Regions from separate parts of the Homo sapiens genome. Here region 2 is linked to region 1. A link is a contact called in ENCODE Hi-C or POLR2A ChIA-PET data. All regions are on one chromosome and are shown on one strand. The core of a region is the stretch at or near the end of the contact, and the rest is flanking DNA. Distances in the headings are between cores, read along the strand shown. Region 1 has its middle 33 kb from the start of MICU2. Region 2 overlaps FGF9 (fibroblast growth factor 9).

Evidence for each region. A loop is a pair of places that touch in the nucleus more often than their neighbours do. ChIA-PET counts read pairs that join two places held with the same protein, here RNA polymerase II (POLR2A). Pooled maps may share reads with other maps.
Region 2: a loop to region 1 is called in a map of mammary epithelial cell, with 6 times the contacts of the local background. The contact joins two enhancer-like sites. A Hi-C loop is called at or near these places in 17 of 168 maps with a recorded cell type or tissue (B cell, CD4-positive, alpha-beta T cell, CD4-positive, alpha-beta memory T cell and 12 more), 12 of 37 single-sample maps with no recorded cell type and 17 of 50 pooled maps. POLR2A ChIA-PET finds 5 or more read pairs at or near these places in 11 of 52 experiments (CD4-positive, alpha-beta T cell, CD4-positive, alpha-beta memory T cell, Caco-2 and 8 more).

What each region holds. Positions count from the first base shown.
Region 1 is chr13:21,636,158-21,638,910 of GRCh38, reverse strand. No RefSeq gene overlaps it. Among named protein-coding and RNA genes, the nearest start is that of MICU2, 33 kb to the right of the region's middle. Within about 2 kb of position 1,475, at least 3 of the 41 ENCODE cell types and tissues checked have a DNase peak (open chromatin) inside an H3K27ac peak, as active enhancers do.
Region 2 is chr13:21,681,930-21,684,629 of GRCh38, reverse strand. The region is part of intron 2 of FGF9 (fibroblast growth factor 9); the gene reads right to left. Among named protein-coding and RNA genes, the nearest start is that of FGF9, 12 kb to the right of the region's middle. Within about 2 kb of position 1,287, at least 3 of the 41 ENCODE cell types and tissues checked have a DNase peak (open chromatin) inside an H3K27ac peak, as active enhancers do.

The sequences.
Region 1 (2,753 bases), core at 226-2,725:
GGGATCTGAGAAACTGTCATGATACTTGTCTGAACTTGTTAGTGGTAATGTCTCCATAGTGCTGCAATAAGCAAATGTATCATTCAATTGTCTCACTATTTTAAGTGAAGCAACCAGTTGCTTTCTGTGTTATGTAAATATTCTTTCAAATATGCAGAAGCATATTTTGGAGGGGGCTATTTTACTGACATCTTTTTCATGGGCACTAATGAACGAGATATTTTTACAGATAATCTAAATAGCATAGAGCTCATGTATTATAAGGATACTGTTAAAAAGAAACAGTGCTAACCACATATCCCAAAGTCCTGACGGAAAAAAACTGTAACTGTTTGGAATGTAATAAAACTGTCCAAATTTTACATGAAGTCAGCTCTGCAAACAGCAAAACATAAGTCACTCTTCTGTTTATTCTGTGCCAGTAATAAACATAAATTGTTGCTTCCAGATAGAAAATAAAAACAAAGAATAGAGGCGCCCTCTTGTGGAGAGAACCAACACTACCACTTCAAAATTGCTAGCTTTCTCCAATTCAGACCATGTCCCAAATCATATGTTCATTTTTAAAGGAACTCGCCTTCCTAATTATTGCTCAAGTGAATAGTTGTGCTACTAAGCAAGGGATTCGTAGTTTCATTTGCTCTGCAATCAGAGGCCTTGCCTCCCAAATTCTAGTTCTTGGGTTAACTCAGCTGACGCACCTGTGAGTTACCATAACCCCATGACCTCGCCAAGGGCCCATATACATAGTGCCTCCTTTGCTGGAACTTCCCTCAATGCCTGGGGCCAGCCTGGCTAGGGCTGTGACTCTTAAGGGTCTCACTTCAGGTTCTGCCCCTCTGGGGACATACTGACCCTTGTTACTACATGTCTGATGAACTGGTCTTTCTCTGTATTGTACGTTAATTTTATCTTCATTATTTGAAAAAGAAAACCTGTTATCAATAAATCTTGCAGTCATTGTCCTAAGAGCAATAATTGTGCTGTTCTTATGTTTCGAGAACAAGCTAGAGCAAGCAGTGTTTCATAGCATTTATTATGGTTTTCCAAAATTGCTGAGCTTTTTCTGTCTCTCCTCAGATGACAAGCACTGGAAAGGCAGAGACCCTTACCTCCTTTGACTTCACACCGTCAGGGCCTTTCATGGTTTCTAGTATACAGTGGGTGCTTAATAACTAGGTGTTGCACAAATAAATCCCATTTCCACATCCAAATTTGGTTTGCTGAAAGCAGCAGCCAAGACAGCCACATAGGTAGTAACGCGCACAAGGGAGCGGCAATGCAAAGAGGAACTGTGGCTGAGGTGCCCGGAAGCTCCGCTTTGCAAACCGGGGACTGCAGGGGAGAGAGGACGGAAAGGCCGTGGCGGCCGAACTTCCGAGGCTGAAGTATGACACATCCACCTCACTCTGCCGCACCCACACTTCAGTGGGATCAGGCTCCCTTGGAGGGTTTGTTAAATGCAGGGTGCTGGGCTCCACCCCAGAGGCTGTGAGTCAGTGGCTCTGGCGTGAAGCCCAGAATATGCATCTCTACCAAGTTTCCAGGTGATGCTGTTGGTCTGCAGAGCACACTTTGAAAACCACTGAGGTAAAGCAGTGCTTGATTCACACTCCGACTGCAAATAAGGAACACCTGGAGACTTCTGAAAATGTGGGTCGGCCACACCACGTCCAAGACAACTGAAATCCCTATGGGGGAGACTCAGGTGGCAGTCATCTTCAACTCCACCCCCACCCCACCTGGCAGAAGACTATAGACAGAAAGTCTTGGCCAAAGTCCAGGGCTTTGTGTATATGTTATTAGTTTCATGGAAAGAAACATACAATAACACGTCACTTTACTGCGAAGATTTCCCCTACATTATCTCATTTGCACCTCAGACAATCCTGGGGGGAAAAGAAAGCAAAAAATGTAGCTCAATTTTAAAGAAAAAGAATTGAAGTAATAAATGGCAGCCCTTGGACTTAAGCCAGATGATTTCTTTTAAAATACCACCTTTAGAGTTAAGTAAACTTGGAATAGAGGTCAGGGTCCAGCTAGGGAACCAGAAGCCTCTTGGAGAATTTAATAAACAGCTTGGCTACAGAGGGGATGGAAGAGCTGAGCAAAGCAATTCAGGGATTAGCAACACCAGGAAACTGCCACCAACCTGAAGAAAGCGCGAGAGGGGTGAGTGGCCTTCACAGTCACCTGGTGCAGCAGGACCCCGATGGGCCTAGCAAAGCCATGGAAGAGAGAGAATGAAAGGGAGAGATTCACTGGCTTCTCCCTTCCTGCCAAGCTCCAACCAGTGTCTCCTATTAACCCAGCCAATGCAGAAGCCACCTGACCTGGAGCTTGGGAAATGCAGCCGGGCAGGCTCAGCAGAACTGTGAGGGTCCTAGCACAATCAGGCCCAAAGCTGGCCACATGGACTTGAATCTCAGGTCTGCCCAAGTAAATTGGGTAACCTCGGACAAGTTACCTGACCTCTCAGAAATGGAATTCTTCAATCCATAAAATGGAATTCTTCAATCCATAAAATGGAGATTATATCTAGATTCAATAATTGACCCTAGCATGTCGCTGGCCCTGAGCAGGTGCCCTATAAATATTAGTTTCCCTCTCTTCTCCCTGCTCCTCTGCTATCAAAGCTGTTGGTCTTCTCTCTATCCCACAATTAAGAAACCACTGGAAATGATGAGTCCACACTTCAGCGATCTCTATGCTACTTCCACAATGAGAGTTGAGACTTTCCCATGGGGCATGGC
Region 2 (2,700 bases), core at 38-2,537, 46 kb before region 1:
ACTACATTATCTTTCCTCCAGCTTCAGCCTCATTCCCCCTCAGGCCACACACACCAGAGACAACACAGGCACACACAGGCCAATTATGCATAGAAATGGAAGATGGTGATTCCTCCTTCAACTGGAGACCTAAGTACACAGCAGCCATACAAGCGAGATACTGTGAGGCCACATCTATGCATCCAATGCGGGACAAAAATAATCATAATTTTTAAATCAGTTCAACCCAATGAGCGTTCATCGAGCACCTACTATGTACAAGAGCCATAGCTGTGTGTTAGGAAACCAAAAAAAAAAAGAATGTGGTCCATGCCCTTTAGATACATTAGGGAACAGAGAAATACAATTGACCACACTGTAAACTGTACTGTGACTTATGTAATAATGGGAACAAAGTATTCCTAGGGCCCAAAGGAAAACATAAGAAATGCTAACTAGAATAAATAGGATTAGAACTGGGGGTGTAATGAAGGTTTTGCAGAAGAAGTAATATTTCCATTGAATTTAAATAAAGAGTCCTGCTTCTTCAGGTGGAGAAGGCAAGAGAAAGGCATCTGAGAGAGAAATTCACTTGGCCACAAGTATAAATCAGACTGCATGATGTGTTTGGAAAACAGCAAATAGACAGACTCGAGTTGCATAGGCAAAGAGGCACACAGGGTGCTCCTGGCAAAGCAGATCCAGGCAGCGGTTCATCCTAAGCATTGGGTGCCACATTAAAGAACGTGGGCTGTATCCTTCAAAAGCAAGAATTTGAAGGGATCTCTGTGCACAAGTGACACTCCTGTCTGGGTTTTGAAGGTACTTCTGCCATCAGTGTGGAGAATGGATTGGAGACAGAAGACTAGGAAGGCAAGGAAGCAGCTGAAGACGTTTCCGCAAGGAAAGCATAATACGGAAAAGTGTCTCTCACAGCCACCCTTCCTTGGAGCAGTTTCCAAGCCTGGGCACTCTTCACGAGAGAAGATGTGTGCTTCTCAAGCACACACGGAAGAAGAGCCATTTTACCCTTTCTTTCATTGCCCTTTGCCTGACTGGGACTCCATGACTGGACTGTCGGCAAGATGTGCAGCTGTATGGCAGTGGTGACAAGTCTATTCCTGCCCACGCACTGTGTGTGTGCTCAAAAAGCCCAAGGTGAGGCAGCCAGGAGTCACAGAAAACCTAAGAAGACAGCTGGGCTTCCCAGAAAAGGGGAAAGATGGTGCTCTCCAGCTGTCTACCTGGCTGCCGTGTCCCACAGTATTGTCACTGGCACTCCGTGGGTCTACACTCAATGTCCCTCTCATGCTGCCCCAGGCACTGTGCTAGGAACTGGGGTGTGCCAGGCAGGAAGGCATGAGTAAGAAACCATTTAAATCATCCAGAAGGAGAGATGAGACAGCCTGGGCAACAATCCTACCAGCAGCTTTGCTGAACACAAAATTAGACATGCTCTCCTTGTCAACCAATAAACCACAGGAGTCTGAATCATGCTGGTGATTTCATCTGAAAGACTGGTCAGCTCTCAACTGGGAAAAATTCAGAGGGGTGTGCAAGGTGATCCTTGGAGTGGGGAACAAATAGTAGGGCCCTATTTAGGTTTCCTCATTCATTCTATTCTTTAAAATTGTTTACTTTGCTGTATCTCTTATAAAATAACATATATAAACTATACTTTGAGATAAACAATTTTAAAATAATTTAATATTTGAGATGCATACTCAAATTAAGTATATTTATTTGAAATGCATATGTTGAGATGCATATTCAAAAAAAATTTTTTTGGTGGGGATACGTGATCAAAAAATTTGGAGGCCACTGTGATAAAGTTCCATCTACACACTAAAAGTCAGAACTTCTCTTCTACACACACAAAAAAAGCATTTTATTGAGTTCAACTGTGACCCACTCAAACCCACATTACATACCTAAAAGCAAAAAAAAAAAAAAAAACTGAAGTTGTGACAAAAAAGATCATTTTCTATTTTTTTAATGTAAGTTTCCTTTATCTTGTATCTTATCTTTTTTCACACTTAAAGGTATTCACAAAAATTGTGTAGGGAGTTAATAATTTTGCCTAAACCATCCACTGTGTTTAAAAAGCTAAAGTCAATCCTATACTTACAAATACATTTTAGCATTTTATATATATGTATGTGTGTATCTATATATACATATTTTTACAAGCCTAATGGTAGAAAATTATATCTAGAAAAAGTTTTGCCCTTCATTTCTGTGTATTGAGAACTCCAAATCTTTCCTCATTCTAAGCTTCTTTTCATTTTCAACTTTTTGTAAACTAAAGTTCTCATATTTCAGAAAACATGGATTAAATTCTCATTTGACCACCAGTAATTGCAACGATAAGTTACTTTGGGAGACCAAGGCAAGAGGATCACTTGAGGCCAGGAGTTCAAGACCAGCCTGAGCAACATAGCGTGACCTTGTCTCTACAAAAAAAAAAAATTTTCGTTAACTACGTGTGGTGATGCACACCCATAGTCCCAGCTACACAGGAGGCTGAGGCAGGAGGATCTTCTGAGCCCATGAGTTCCAGGCTGCAGTGAGCAATGATTACACCACTGCACTCTAGCCTGGGCAACAGCAATACCCTATCTCAAAAAAAAAAAAAAGAAAGAAAAGAAAAGAAAGAGAGAAAGAAACGCTACAGATTAATTTCATTACAAGTTTGAAAGTTGAAAACCCAAGTTAGTATAT